Regions from separate parts of the Mus musculus genome. Here region 2 is linked to region 1. Evidence: chromatin loops called from intact Hi-C (ENCODE). Cell type or tissue: gastrocnemius. All regions are shown on one strand. Each heading gives the region's core, and the rest is flanking DNA. Links, peaks and the distances in the headings are about the cores only.

What was found. A loop is a pair of places that touch in the nucleus more often than their neighbours do. Peaks named below come from ENCODE experiments on the same cell type or tissue, not always from the same donor. Only the 100,000 strongest peaks of a DNase experiment are listed, where the experiment ranks them.
Region 2: a loop joins it to region 1, with 3 times the contacts of the local background. A loop is called at or near these places in 1 of 42 quality-filtered maps.

Annotation. Positions count from the first base shown.
Region 1 is chr15:102,235,458-102,243,072 of GRCm38, forward strand. Rarg (retinoic acid receptor, gamma) reads right to left here. Exons shown (of 10, transcript NM_011244.4): 4 at 6,379-6,527; 5 at 5,601-5,742; 6 at 4,671-4,831; 7 at 4,401-4,577; 8 at 3,933-4,137; 9 at 3,348-3,506; 10 at 1-766. The coding sequence ends at 567. Among named protein-coding and RNA genes, the nearest start is that of Itgb7, 7.3 kb to the left of the region's middle. In gastrocnemius, for the core only: a CTCF peak has its summit at 3,919 (motif pointing right); a DNase peak (open chromatin) is centred at 3,926; H3K4me3 peaks cover 413 bases; H3K27ac peaks cover 1,494 bases.
Region 2 is chr15:102,373,826-102,381,440 of GRCm38, forward strand. No RefSeq gene overlaps it. Among named protein-coding and RNA genes, the nearest start is that of Sp7, 11 kb to the left of the region's middle. In gastrocnemius, for the core only: no CTCF peak of the experiment used is centred there; DNase peaks (open chromatin) are centred at 3,151, 3,575 and 4,181; H3K4me3 peaks cover 2,030 bases; H3K27ac peaks cover 3,157 bases.

The DNA.
Region 1 (7,615 bases), core at 1,480-5,479:
GGGCTCACATTCTCCCTTCCCCCTCAGGCCCCACCCTAGAAACGCAGGCCCCAGCCTGCCCCTACACCCGGCAGGAGGATTAGGATGGGGCACCGGGGGCACTGAGCGCGGCAGATTCATCACACAGAGTCAGGCGCTCAGGGTGGGGCACAAGGGTGGGCTCAGCCCTCCCTCGGGGGGGGCCCCCCTTTTGGTCTCTAGTGTTCCTGTTTGCTCCCAGAGGCCCAAGCACCTGGCAGAGGAAAAGGCTATGGGAAGGCGGGGCTTCCTCTTGCGTCGGGAGCCTGTGGCCTGAATCCGAAAGGCAGTGCTGAGATTTTAGAGTCTAGACCCAGGCTCGCCCCTTCTCCAGCTCTTCTGGTAGGTGTGCAGCAGTCCCGCGGGACTGTAGAGGGAGCCAGTTAGAACAGGACAGGGATGAACACAGGCACCCCTAGAAACTTTGGCAAAATAACGAGCTCATTAAAAGGGTGGAGAGTGGGCGGGGCAGGTCCTCCCCCAGTCACTGGCGGTATCTGGGAAATGGTCAGTCTGCTGCCTGGGGCCCAACCCCACAACGGGGTAGGTCAGGGCCCCTGGTCAGGTTGGGGACTTTGGCCCCTTTTGCCCTGGCCCCCTGGAGCTTCGTCCTCACTGGAAGCCTTGGGGTGGGGGCCAGGCTTCGAGGAGTCGTCCTCAAACATCTCCGGGTTCTCCAGCATCTCTCGGATCAGGGGTGGCATCGGGCCTGGAATCTCCATCTTCAGGGTTATAGCCCTTTCTGCTCCTACAGAGAGACACGAAGAGGATTGGGAGAGCAGAAGTGCGCAGAGGATCAGAAACGCATGGGTGCAGGTCCTCCCAGGTGCTCCTAGCTCAGACCTGTCACTTCTGGGTACTGACTTCACCCTCTCCCTTCTCCTGTGGTGCTCCCTAGGTGCTCCAGCCCTGCCTTGAACTTCACCTAACCTGCACTGCCTGTCTCCATTTTTCAAGCTTCCTCTTTGCTGTTTTTAGAGACAGGAGCCCTGGCTAGCTCAGACCTCTGTCATGTGACCCAAAACCTGCAGCCATTCTTGGGGGTCAGAGGTACAGTCTAAAGCATGCAGCTTCATTTCTTGTCCCATTCTTCCTTTCTTTTTTCCTTTTTCCTTTTTTTAAAAAGATTTATTTATATGTAAGTACACTGTCACTGTCTTCAGACACACCAGAAGAAGGCATCAGATCCCATTACAGTTGGTTGTGAGCCACCATGTGGTTGCTGGGAATTGAACTCAGGACCTCTGGAAGAGCAGTCAGTGCTCTTAACTGCTGAGCCATCTCTCCAGCCCAAGAACAGATTTTTTTTTAAGATGGAATCTTGCTATATTACTCTGGCCCAGCCTTGAACTTGAACTTGCAGCAATCCTCCTGCCTCTTCTTTCTATGTGTTACAACTATGTGCCCAACTCTCAGGGTGTCTTTTTATGGATTTATTTACTTATATATATGGGTGTCTTGTGTACATGTATGTGTGCACACTGAAGAGGGTACTGGATCCCATGGGGCTACAGTGATAGATGGTTGTGAGCCACCATAAGGGTGCTGGGAATTGAACTCATGACCTCCAGAAGAAATGCCAGTGCTCTTAGCACCTGAGCCATCTCTCCAGCCCTTTTGGTATCTTTTCTTCCTTCCTTCCTTTTTTTGTTGTTGTTGTTGTTGTTGTTGTTTTGTTTTCTGGTTTGTTTGTTTTTTAAAGCAGGGCTTCTCAGTGTAGTCCCGGTTGTCCTGGGACTCACTGTGTAAACCATGCTGGTCTTGAACTCACAGAGATCCCCGCCAACCCCCACCCCTGCCTCTGCCTCCTGGGTGCTTAGATCAAAGGCATGCACCACCATGTTCAACATCCTTTCAAAACTGTGGGTCTGTGAGATGGCAGACGGCTCAGTGTACAATGTGCTGACACAAGTACAAGCCTGACAACCTGACTTTGATCCAAGAACCTATATAAAGCTGAAAGGAGAGATTCAACTGTACATAGTTGCCTTCTGACCTCTGCACAAAATGTGAAACAGAGTGAGTGACCCCCCCCCAATCTCTACATCATGCAATGACAAGAACAACCCATATGCAATCAAACAATCAATCAATCGATCAATAAACATAAAATATTTCTTTTTTTTTCTTTTTTTTTTTTTTTGTTGTTTTTCAAAATAGAGTTTCTCTATGTAGCCCTGGCTGTCCTGGAACTCACTCTGTAGACCAGGCTGGCCTTGAACTCAGAAGTCTGCCTGCCTCTGCCTCCCAAGTGCTGGGATTAAAGGTGTGCGCCACCACTGCCTGGCTTGTTTTTGTTTTCAAGACAGGGTTTCTCTGTGTAGCTTTGGCTGTTCTGGAAGACTAGGCTGGCTTCGAACTCACAGATGCCTGCCTGCCTCTACCTCCTGGGGGTTAGTTGTAAAATATTTTTTTGAAGATGTACAGCTCTGTTACCCAGTATGGCAGCCAGACTTTAACATCCAGAGCTTTCCAGCTGTTGCAAGGCAGGATCTTAATAATGTTTATGGCAATGTTTATCAAATATTCATGATGTTACACTGTGATGGTGGAAATGTCCAGCTATCCTTGAACTCATGAACTCAAAGTAAACCTCCGGCCTCAGCCTCCCTCATACTGAAATGACATGCATGGACCACCCACCATGCATGGCTCTTAATCTCATCTCAAAGTATACAAGGTAGTGTAGTCACTTAGTCCTTACAATAAGCTTCTGAGGTAGCATATCTAACCAGGCAGTGGTGGCACACACCTTTAATCCCAGCACTTGGGAGGCAGAGGCAAGTGGATCTCTGAGTTCGAGACCAGCCTGGTCTACAGAGTGAGTTCCAGGACAGCCAAGGGTACTCCGAGAAACCCGGTTTCAAAAAAACCAAAAATGTTTAGCCTTAGTTTCCAGACAGAAAAAAAAATAAGGCATAAAAAAGTAAAGGAAGGGCTGGAGAGATGGCTCAGTGGTTAAGAGCACTGACTGCTCTTCCGGAGGTCCTGAATTCAATTCCCAGCAACCACATGGTGGCTCACAACCATCCGTAATGAGATCTGATGCCTTCTTCTGGTGTGTCTGAAGACAGCTACAGGGTACTTACATATAATAAATAAATAAATGATAAAAAGTAAAGGAAGCTAGGTTGTCAGATAGCATTTGCCTAGTTTATGGATGGTACAAGGTTCCTCTCCGAGCAACACACACAAACACACACACACCAGGACTCCATGGAGGTTGCTGGATTCTCGGTTCCTCTCTCCCCCTGCCTGTGCCTGTCCACCTGTGTGACTCAGGAGACCTGCAGATCTGGGGAGGGAGAGAGAGTTGACTCAGAACTAACCCTTAGTGCTGATGCCCCGGAGGTCGGTGATTTTCATCAGCATCCTTGGGAACATGTAGGGTTGGCTGGGTCTCCGTCGCCGGGCATAGAGCCTCAGGGCTTCCAGCAGGGGCTCCTGCAGCTTGTCCACCTTCTCGGGCTCTTCCAGGTCCATTCGGTCTACACAAGGAGATTGGATGAGGCACGGTAGGACACAGTGACAGGCGGCTGACGCCTGACAGACCTTACTTGGAGGGCCTCAAAGCTATCTCATCCACTCTTTACTCCTGTCACTTAGCCCTCCAGGTTAGCTCCCCTGACATAAGGCCCTGTGTTTACTCCTCAGCAATGATGCTGCTCTAGAATATCACTCCCATTAAATTCCTATCTCAGCACTGTATCCAGGGCTTCTGCGTTCTCCGGACTCTGCCTCCTTCTTTTTCCCTTAGCCTGGTTAGCCAGAAAGACTATACATAAGCTGAGAAGTCTGTAGGAACAATTCCCAGGGAAAAAGACGACCTGCCACCTGGTCAGAGTGGGGATAGGGTCTGGATAGAGTCTGGTGGGAGAGGGAGCCCATGTAGACACCAGGGGGCGCCCCCGCACCTCCACAGATGAGGCAGATAGCACTAAGTAGCCCAGTCTCGGTGTCATCCATCTCCAGGGGCAGCAGCTGCCCGGCAAAGGCAAAGACGAGGTCTGTAAGGGGCCCAAAGCCAGCATTGTGCATCTGGGTTCGGTTCAGGGTCAGCCCATCCGAGAATGTCATAGTGTCCTGCTCTGGGGTATACCTTGTACAGATCCGCAGCATCTGGAGGGTGGGGGTAAGGAAAACGGTTAGTACTGCTCCTGAGGAAGGATTCCTAAGTGAGTTTGGTTCCCAGTAAGGAAAGCCTGAACTGGAGGAGTAAGGCGGAGAGGTGGGACTCTTGAGATTGGAAAGGGGAGGCTAGGCAAACCAGGAGGGAACTGCTAAGACAAAAAGAGCTTAGGTGGAGGAGAGGGCTAAAGGGTGTGGTGGGGGTGGTGGTGGAAAAGGGTCAGAGTGGTCCAGAACTCATCTGCCTAACTCACTAGGATGTCCAGACAAGCAGCCTTGAGCAGCGTGATCTGGTCGGCAATGCTGAGCCCTGTAAAACCAGGCAGCCGCTTCGCAAACTCCACAATCTTGATGATGCATTTGGTGGCCAGCTCGCTGAACTTGTCCCACAGCCCCAGGTCCAGCTGCACCCGGTGATCTGCACTGGAGTTCTGCAGGGGTGAAGTGAGCCGTGAAGGCTTCCCTGGGCACTCTCCCCACTGCCCGTTCCTGAGGCCCTCACCCAGACTCTGCCCACTCCTCACCGTGGTGTACTTGCCCAGCTGGCAGAGTGAGGGAAAAGTCTCCTGGTGGGCTTTGCTGACCTTGGTGATGAGTTCCTCTAACTGTGGACTCAGTTCATAGCTGTCGGGCGAGCCCTCCTCTTTTACCTCCTTTTTCTTCTTGTTTCGATCGTTCCTTACAGCTTGGGGTTGGAGGCAAAGAGAAGGATCAGGATCCTCAGGACCCTCCTGTTTTTTCTTTTCTTTCTTTCTTTTTTTTTTTTTTTTTTTTTTTTGGTTTTTTGAGTCAGGGTTTCTCTGTATAGCCCTGGCTGTCCTGGAACTCACTTTGTAGACCAGGCTGGCCTTGAACTCAGAAATCCGCCTGCCTCTGCCTCCCGAGTGCTGGGATTAAAGGCGTGTGCCACCACGCCCGGCTCAGATTCTCCTGATGGGCGTCTTCTCTCATCCTAGCTTAATGGGCTCAGTTCTCTTTAAGAATACGTATTAGTGCCTTAGTTTCCCTCTCTGCTACATAATCTCCTATTTCCAGGCTGGTTTGCCCCAGCCCCACCCAGAGCCTACAGCCATGCTCCCTCCCCAGGCCAATTCGGCTCCATCCTGCCCTTCCGGTTGCCCTGCAGGAGCTGGGGGTTGGAGGGGGGCAGGATATGCAGGCAGGATATCCACTTATAGCCTTGGCAGCACAATGGTGGGGGGGGGGAGTGGAAAGGAGGGGCCAGCTCAGAGCCATCTCAGGATCTGTCCTGTGAAAGAACAGGAGAGGGAAGGGATGAGCCCAACCCTCCTGCTCCACCAAACAGAAGCTACAGGGTGAAGAGAGCTAATCTAATGGGAATGGTCTTGGAGAAGAAAGCAGTTACAGGGCAGGCGAGATCTCAGGGTCAGGGAAGCTGGACGGCAAAGTGGACAACCGCACGACACGATAGGACAGGATAGGAGAGAGCCTACCTTCCTTGGACATGCCCACTTCGAAACACTTTTGTAGCCTGCAGTACTGGCATCGATTTCTGGTGACCTTGTTGATGATACAGTTTTTGTCACGGTGACATGTATACACCATGTTTTTCTGAATGCTGCGTCTGAAGAAGCCCTGAATTTGGAAGCAGGAGTGTCACTAAACAGGGTGCTGGGAATACCAGTATTTCTCAAGCAAAACAATTGGCCCTAGCTAGACCTGACCAGTCGTGTCGTGCGTGTGTGTTGTGTGTTTGTGTGTGTGTGTGAATACGCATGCATGCCTATATACACAACACACTATCAAACCTTCTGTACACTATGCTGTAAGCATTCCACCACTGAGCTAGGTCCTCAGCACCTCGCCCAACCAGTCACTCATTTATGCCCAAAGCAGTCCCTCACCCCACACAGACAAAAACACTCATGTGAACACAGTACCTGGGCCCCCTACCTTTAAAACGATTTTTATTTATCTAATCACTTATTCATTAATTTTTGGTTCTTCAAGACAGGTTTCTTTGTGTAGCCCTGGCTGTCCTGGAACTAGCTCTGTAGACTAGGCTGGCCTTGAACTCACAGAGATCTGCCTGCCTCTGCCCTTAGAGCATTGGCATAAGAGAGTCTCTGATGTGTTGCTGAGTTCTCAAGTATGCTAAGCAAGCATTCTACCTACTAAGCTACATTGCCAGCCAGCCTTATGTTTCCATCTCTGATGGTATAAGCCCAGTCAACTGAGTGCTAAACTCACCCGCCCCCACCACATACGCACCTTGCAGCCTTCACAGGAGCTGACCCCATAGTGGTAGCCAGAAGACTTGTCATTGCATACAAAGCATGGCTTATAGACCCGAGGAGGTGGTGGGGGTGAGGGAGAGCTGGGTACCATCTCCTCCGAGCTGGTGCTCTGTGTCTCCACCGCTGAATGAAAAGCAGCATGAGAAGATAAGCAGAAGCTGAGCAGAAGCACCCTCATCCCATGGCCTCTCTTTCTTGGGACCTGCTGGTGACCGCTGTTGTCACCCTTGTGCATAAGCCCTTAACAGGTACTCCCTGGAAAGCCCAGACCACCACTCTTTGTAGCTTGTTGGGATTTCAGGCCCCACCACTGCCCCCTACCCCATCCCCACCCCCATAAAGCCAACTCTTCTACATTAACGTTCAATTCTGCAAATTCCAGGCCAAGGAGTTAACTTCTCTGCTTCTGCTCCATAAAGTTGAAGATTGGTTGGGACTCAGCAGGTAAGAGCACTGGCTGCTCTCCCAGAGGACCAGGGTTCCATTCCCAGCATCTACATGGTAGTTTACAACCATTTGTAATCGCCAGTTCTAACAGAACCGGTTCCCTCTTCCATCTTCCATGGGCACCAGGCACAAAAATGGCACGCGAAAATACATATAGACAGAACACCATACACATTTTTAAAGGGGGCGGGGAGGGGCATAGAACTGAAAGGTTAGGGCTCACTCCTGACTCTAGTAATCCCAGAGTTCCCCTGGAAGCAGTTGGTGGCGGTGGGGGGTGGGGAGGAGGGCCGCAGATGTAGAGGCAAATGGAGCAGACAGGCTACCTACAGCTGGCACCTGGCTGAATGACTTAATGTAAGTCATTCCTGAAAGTGCTCTCAGGTCAGAAGAGGAGCATTAGCAGCTGAGTGACCGGCTCAGTGTCGGCTGACTGGGGAGCCAAGGCTCTCAGGGGCGCTGACCATAGCTACGTGGCGTTTAGTGAAAGAAGCTGTGGAGGAAAACAGGGATTCACTCAGGCCCTTAGGTCCAGGAGCAGTTTGGGGTGTAGCAGAGGGTCAGGTGACACTGGGTAAACAGAGCTGAGGGGGAAGGGAGCTGCCCCAGACCCTTTCCAAGCCTGTCTTCATTCCTGAACTGCTTCAGAAAACAGTCATTGTAGTTTATATGGAGTCCTAGCCAAGGCCCAGAGTTGGGGGAGCCCACACTTTATACAGGAGGCTGCTGAGAGTACAAGCCTGCCACAGGCTGGGAGAGTATAG
Region 2 (7,615 bases), core at 1,561-5,560, 140 kb after region 1:
TTCCACAGGCCAGTATTGAACAAAGACCCTCTCAGTCTCTGGGGAATGCCCTGGGTAACCCTTCTGCAGCACAGGTATTAAAACTTGGAACAACACAGAGACCCACATGGCCCCTGTGTGAGGACAATATACAAGTTCATGAAGTGTTCCATATTTTATTTTCAGAGAAAAAGTATGCCTCGAAATATGTCACATGAAATATATTAGCATCTTTAGTACTGGAGAGATGGCTCAGTGATAATGAACATACACTGCTCTTTTTTTTTTTTTTGGAGGGGGGTGTTTTGAGTCAGGGTTTCTCAGTATAGCCCTGACTGTCCTGGAACTCACTTTGTAGACCAGGCTGGCCTCGAACTCAGAAATCCGCCTGCCACTGCCTCTCGAGTGCTGGGATTAAAGGCATGTGCCACTGCGTCCAGCTGCTACATTCCAATCTTTAACTAACTTCCTCTCTCTCTCTCTCTCTCTCTCTCTCTCTCTCTCTCTCTCTCTCTCTCTCTCTCTCATGTCAGGGGATTAAACTCAGGATCTTCTACATGCTGAATAGGCAGAGCCCTGCTCTAGTTGCTCTAGTTGTTAGGATCACAGCTATATGAGAGATATAGGGTAAGTCTACAGAGAGTTGACTCACTCAGCAAACACCTACTTTATGCAGAGCACACAGAGCTAGGCACACAGGTCTGCAACCATAAACATGACTGATCCAGTTCTGTGCCTCACAAACTATCCTGTAACTAACAAAAAGAGGAAGCCTTTTAATTAAAGCAAGTAGTGTGTGCTACAGGAGACAGAATTGATCTAAGTCAGTAGTGGAAGGCTAGAAGAAAACCATATAAAGAAACCAAAAAAGCTGAAGGTGGTCCTAGCACTTAGGAGGCTGAGGTAGAGGGAGTGCGGTGCCATGAGTTTAAAACTAGCCAGAGCTACATAGTAAGATTCTACCAGAGGAAAGAAGGAAGAAAATGGAAGGAGACGAGGGAGGTATGAAGGAAGGAAGGAAGGAAGGAAGGAAGGAAGGAAGGAAGGAAGGGAAGAAGGAAGGAAGGAAGGAAGGAAGGCTCAAGGCTCAATAAAAATAAGACTTGGTCTGGCGGGGTGAGGTTGAACACACTGGCAATTACGACAATTGGGACAGAAGGCAGAAAGGCAAGAGAATTGTGAATTCCAGGTCAGGCAGCTATATCCCGACATTCCGTCCTCCAAGAAAACAACAACAAAATAGAAATATTGCAAATGCACATTGTTCCAGGGTAAGAAGAGTTAGCACCTCTGTGCATATGACTGGAGCATAGGGTGAAGGCTGAACCAGGCCTCGTGGAATGGGCCTGTATTCCCAGCTACTCCAGAGACTGCGGGCTACTCAAGAGCCCACGGCCAGCATAGGCAATTTAGTGAAGCTCTGCCACACACACAAAGGGGATGTGGGGGTTGGATTCTGTAGACAGTGGTAGAGTGTTTCACAAGCATAGATCCCAGGAGTTCCACCCCAGAACATGAGAGAGAAAGTGGGGGTGGGAAATGTCTCATCAGCTATGCAAGGTATGTGACCTTAATCCCCAGGACAACATATAGAAATGTTTGTATATTAAAAAGATAGCCCTGGCTGCAAAGATGAGCATGAAAGGGGGTCTTAGAGCCCGACAGTTCTGTGTCTGTCAGCCATTTAGTATGGTGCAAGCTTGGGCAAACTGTTTAACCTAGGATTCCTCTTCTGTAGAAAGGAGAAACAAGACAGTCATCTCTCAAGGTTGTTATAATGATTTGAAACTGTGCACAGTGCTCAGTGGGTAAAGATACCTGCCATCGTGCCAGGGGACCTGAATTCTATCCCTGTGACCTACAAGGTAAAAGGATAGCACTGACTCCTGACCTCCACCACATATGCATTGTGACACACACACACATACACACACACACACACACACACACACACTCAAAAGCAATTTGGTTTATTTGGTTTTTTGAGAAAGGGTTTCACTGTGAGCCCTGGCTGTCCTGGAACTCACTCTGTAGACCAGGTTGGCTTCAAACTCACAGAGATCTTCCTGCCTCTGCCTTTGAGCTCTGGGGCTAAAGGTATGGGCCACTACGGCCTGGCTAATTTTTTAAAACCCACAAAAATTAGAAATGTATGCTGGACCACCCACTCGATGCTAGACATCAATCACAGGGTCTCACACAAACTACATAAGCGCTCTACCACTAAACTACACCTATAACTACCACTGGACTACACCTATAATATAACTAAACTACACCTATAACTACTACCAGACTACACTTATAACTACTACCAGACTACACTTATAACTACCACTGGACTACACCTCTATCCCTTAACTATAAACAGTATCCACCGCTTAGTACTTGCTTCATACATGATACGTGTTAGTTCATCACAGGTTGCTGGAGGACAAAACTGGAGATGAGGATGGCAATTGGTGTCATCACACCAAGCCAGAGGTCAAAGTGTACGGGGTGGAAAGGAGAGCCAGCCTCACAGGAAAAATGAGCAGGCATGCAGGTTTTAAAGTTCAGTGCTGAGAATAGCTCTGGATAGTCAGTGGCTCTGCTCAGCATTGAGGAAGGGGCCAGTGCAGTATCTGAGCGTTTTCTCTCAGCATTCTAGCAGGAAGCCCCTGAATGGCTGGGGTGCCTCTAAAGAACTATTTTCCTACCCTTTGACACTCGCCCCTGCTTCTCCCATTCCGTCCTTTTCTCCTCTACTTAGAAACTTTCCCCGCTGCCCTTGTCAATGAGAGTCCGCCATCGCGCCCATCTCCACCCTCCTCCTCCATCTCAGTCAGACATCCCTCCCCTCCCCTGCATTTCAAAGCATCAAAGCACTGTTCGACTTTTTCCAAGAGGAGGCTCGAAGCAAGGCGTACAGTGAAAGTATAAGCCTCCAGCTAAAGCTGAGAAACAGAGCGGGCAGAGGGACAATGAACATAGTGAGGTCTGGGCTGGGGCATCTCCACCGCTTACGCTGGCCACCTGGGACCTCTTGCATGCCTCAGTGTCCCGGTGCTGCTGGCAGGCAAGGGGCGGGCCGGCTGGGGGCGGGGCGGGGCGCAGGCGGGGCCGGCCGGGCCAGGCGCCCGGGCAGGAGGCAGCTGCATATCTGCGGTCCCGACCACAATTGCTGGGAGTCGCGTCCCGGAGACTGGCGGCGCTGACTCTGCCCGCTGCGGCCGCCGCGCCGATTAGAGCCCGAGAGGGAGCGCCAACCCCGGGGAGGGGGGCGATGGCGGGGAAGCGCTGGTGCCCCTTGGCCTCCATCCTAGCCAACACCCCCAATGCCAAGTCGGGTCTTTCTCTGCCTCCCTTATAAACTTAGCCTCCCAGCCTTGGCTTTCTCCAAACTGGATCTAAAGCTAGTGCTTTGGGACCCTGCAACAACCTGAGGAAGTTGACATCCTGTTGACCTTTCCCTCTTCCCCAGCACCCAAAAAAGAGGACTCAGAACCTCAGGATAAGCGTTCTCGGGCAAAAGCAGATCGAAGAAGGAGCCTGAGACGCCAGAGGACAAGCATTCCGAGGCCAGAGCACCCCCTGCTGGCTGGCTCTGAGTCCCTGCCCCTCCCCCTCCAGCTGTGACCTCCAGCTGTGGTGGTTGGGAAGAGCTGGCTTCTTTGATCTAGAAGCGTGGCCACCCCCTCCAGGCGCCCCATTAACCTCCATTATCCCAATTAGGCATCCCTCCCAGTCCTGGACATGAGCTTCAAAGCCCCTTCAATGCGGAGAGGAGAGGGGCTGACTCTTTAGCCCCTCACCAAGCCAAGTCATTTTCAGGCAATACCCAGGTATCCTGGTCCCAGCTGGCATTCATGGTAGGTAATAGAACTATAAAAAGGATTCGAGAGAATAAAAAGGGAAAGGGACCCTATTTTCCAAGTTCCCAGTTTTGCATTAAATGATTGAGGTGGTAGCATCCAGGATCCTGGCTGACCTGAGATTCCCATCAACTTATTCAGCTTTATCCCATCCAGAGAGGAGCCAAGAGCCACCCTCCTCCATCCTTAATCCTATCGCAACACTCCCTCCCCTCCTCCTTCCTGTAACAATTTCCGCTGGGGGAGCCCAAGCCGGGTTCAGCACAGTGGCCGCTTCCTGGAACATTTTCCTGTATCCGAAACCGCGGCTCCCTCCCCAGGGACCCACTGATCAAGGCCAGATGGGAGCAGGGATGGGGGTGGAAGCAAAGGAGCCAGGCTCTCCCCATCACCCCCCTCCCAACACATTTGCACACCACAGGGAGCCCCTGCCCTGACACACAGACTGACATAGGCACACACCACATGCCACAGTCATACACTCATGGGCATTCGTGGCGACACAGGAACCACAGGCTGAGTCTTAGAAAGTCAACACACCCACAGATATCACCACATGCTATCTCCACCCCACCCCATCCCCGTCTAACTTCTTGGTCCTTTTTTGCTTCGTGAGGAGACTTTAGAGATCCAAAAATAACGGGATACCACCCTAGGAAGGTATTAGATTGCTTCTCTGAGGGCACCTCCTAGCTGGTTCCATTATAGAAATGCAGGGTATCCATCCACTAAGTTTATATATGACAGCCAAAATCAAAGAGAGCAAAGAGGAGCAGTTCTCTGATTCCTGAGGAAGAACAAACATTAGGCTGACTCTCAAGGACAGGCAGGAAATCAAGAAACCTCCCTGGTGACAGGCCTCTCTTCCTCCCTCTTTGCTGGTCCTCTGATATTTATTTACAAGGTTTCACTATGTAGCCCCTGGCCAACTCACAGAGATTGGCCTGCCTCTACTTCCTGGGTGCTGATATTAAAGGTGTGGAACTGGGGCTAAGATTTAAGAGCGCTGGCTGCTTCTTTCAGAGGACTCAAATTCAACTCCCAGCACACACATGGCAGTCTGTAACTCCAGTTCTAGGGAATCCGACACCCTCACACAGACATTCATGAAGGCAAAACGCTGATGCACATAAAATAAAAATAAATTATAAAAAAGAAAAAGCATGGGTCACCACGTGACATCATGGGTCTTGTTGTAGTTTTGTTTGTTTTGAGACAGTCTCAAACAAACTAGAACTCAATATGTAGACCAGGCTAGCATCAAACTCACAAGAGAGTCACCTGCCTCTGTCTCCCAAGTGCTGAGATCAAAGATGTGAACCACCACACAACATCCAGCTTTTCTGTTTGTTTTTGGTTGTTTGGGGGATTGTTTTGTTTTGATATAGAGCTTCCTGTGTATACTTGGCCTTGAACTTCTGATCCTACTGCCTCCATCTCTCAAATGCTGGGGTTACAGGTGTGTACTATCATGCCTCCCATCTGTTTGTCTCTTACCTGGCTGGGTATAGGTTGGTCTGTGGATAGAGTCTGGAACAGACACTCAGAAAAGCTGAGAATAGGGAAACATCGTCTCCTGTTTCTCAGAACATCTCATTGGTTCAGAGGAAGTATGAAGTATATGAAACTGGAAAGTTCCACAAGTCTAAGATATAGGTCACTGTGGAAGGATGGGAGGGATGAGTATATGGGCACAAGAAACATTAATCAGGATACCCCAAACTCATGACACTATTTGGTTCTGGTTTATGCTGGCTTCATTAATATGCTTGATTTTTTTGGGGGGGGTTGTTTTGTTTTGTTTTTCGGGATAGGGTTTCTCAGTATAGACCTGGGTGTCCTGGAACTCACTTTGTAGACCAGGCTGGCCTCGAACTCAGAAATCTGCCTGCCTCTGCCTCCCAAGGGCCGGGATTAAAGGTGTACGCCATCACCGCCCAGCCTGGCTTCATTAATATGTTAAACAAGAAAAAAAAACACATCAGTTCAGTGGTTACTACAAAGACATTTTATTAAATTCAAAGTGGCTATTCTTCATTAGAGACATCTAGAAAAGAAACTTTTTTTTTTAGATTTATTTATTTATTATATGTAAGTACACTGTAGCTGTCTTCAGACACTCCAGAAGAGGGAGTCAGATCTTGTTACAGATGGTTGTGAGCCACCATGTGGTTGCTGGGATTTGAACTCCGGAAGAGCGGTCGGGTGCTCTTACCCACTGAGCCAACTCACCAGCCCCTAGAAAAGAAACTTAACAAATGGTAGAGACTGTAGTTTTGAGGTCTTTCTTAGAGTTGAAAACATTCTCCTGGAGATGGCAATGCACTTTGATTTGAAAAACAAACAAACAAAAACATTATGGAGATATTCTGGTGGTACAGCCTATAATCTCAGGACTCAGGAGCTGAAGGCTGGAGGGTCAGGAATTCAAAGTCACCTTAAACTACGTGGAGCTCAGGGCAGTCAGAAGTGGTGTGAGAGAATGGGGGCAGTCAGGAGTTGTGTGAGAGAATGGGGGCAGTCAGGAGCGGTGTGAGAGAATGGGGGCAGTCAGGAGCGGTGTGAGAGAATGGGGGCAGTCAGGAGTGGTGTGAGAGAATGGGGGTGGGGGGAACCAGGTGTAAGGGCTCATGTCTTTAATTCCAGCATGCAGAGACAGGCAGAGCTCTGAGTTTGAGGACAGCCAGGGCTATACAGACAAAACCTGTCTCAATAAAACAAAAATAAAAAAATAAAAATAAAGCCGGGCAGCGGTGGCACACACCTTTAATCCCAGCATTCAGGAGGCAGAGGTAGGCGGATTTCTGAGTTTGAGGCCAGCCTGGTCTACAGAGTGAGTTCCAAGACAGCCAGAGCTACACAGAGAAACCCTGTCTCAAAAAAACAAAAATTGATTGATTAATTAATTAATTAATTAATTAAAAAGAAGAAAAAAGGAAGGAAACTGTGTCTGTTGAGAGGCAAACTCATAGACACGGGTACGACAGACTCAGCAAAACTCTGACAAGGTACAGAGAGCCAGCAAGCGTCCCTTTCAGGGAAGATGCAATGACACCATCAGTCCATTACAGCAAAAGCCTATAATTCCAGTGCTCATGAGGCTGAGGCAAGACTGAGATACACAATGAAATCCTATCTCAAAAACATCATCCAGGTTTTGGGGCACACACCTTAACCCAGCACCATGGAGGCAGAGGCTGGGCAATCTCCGAGTTTGAATGCATAGTGTGTTTCAGGCCATGAGGTCTCCATTGTGAGACCCTGTGATAAAAAGCAAAATAAAACCCTAACTAGCCGGGTGTGGAGGCACACGCCTTTAATCCCAGCACTTGGGAGGCAGAGGCAGGCAGATTTCTGAGTTCGAGGCCAGCCTGGTCTACAGAGTGAGTTCCAGGACAGCCAGGACTATACAGAGAAACCCTGTCTCAAAAAAAAAAAAAAAAAAAAAAAAAGTGGGGTTATTATTTTTTGTACTGTAGAATCCTAGGCAAGACCAATTCATATAATACGGAAATTTATTGATGAAATAGGGATTGTAGGCTAGAAATTATTAGAAATATTAGAAATATTCTTTGTTTCTGGGTGAGAGAAAGTCTGTATTGTATTCTGCCTTCATGGTGTAGTTCCCAATGGTATCCATTGGTGCTAAGCTTGAAAAACAGCGAAGGAGGGGTAATGTGTGTGTGTGTGGTATGTGTGTGTGTGTAAGAGAGAGAGGGGGGGGAGAGGGAGGGAGAGAGAAGGAGAGGGAGAGAAGGAGAGGGAAAGAAGGAGAGGGAGAG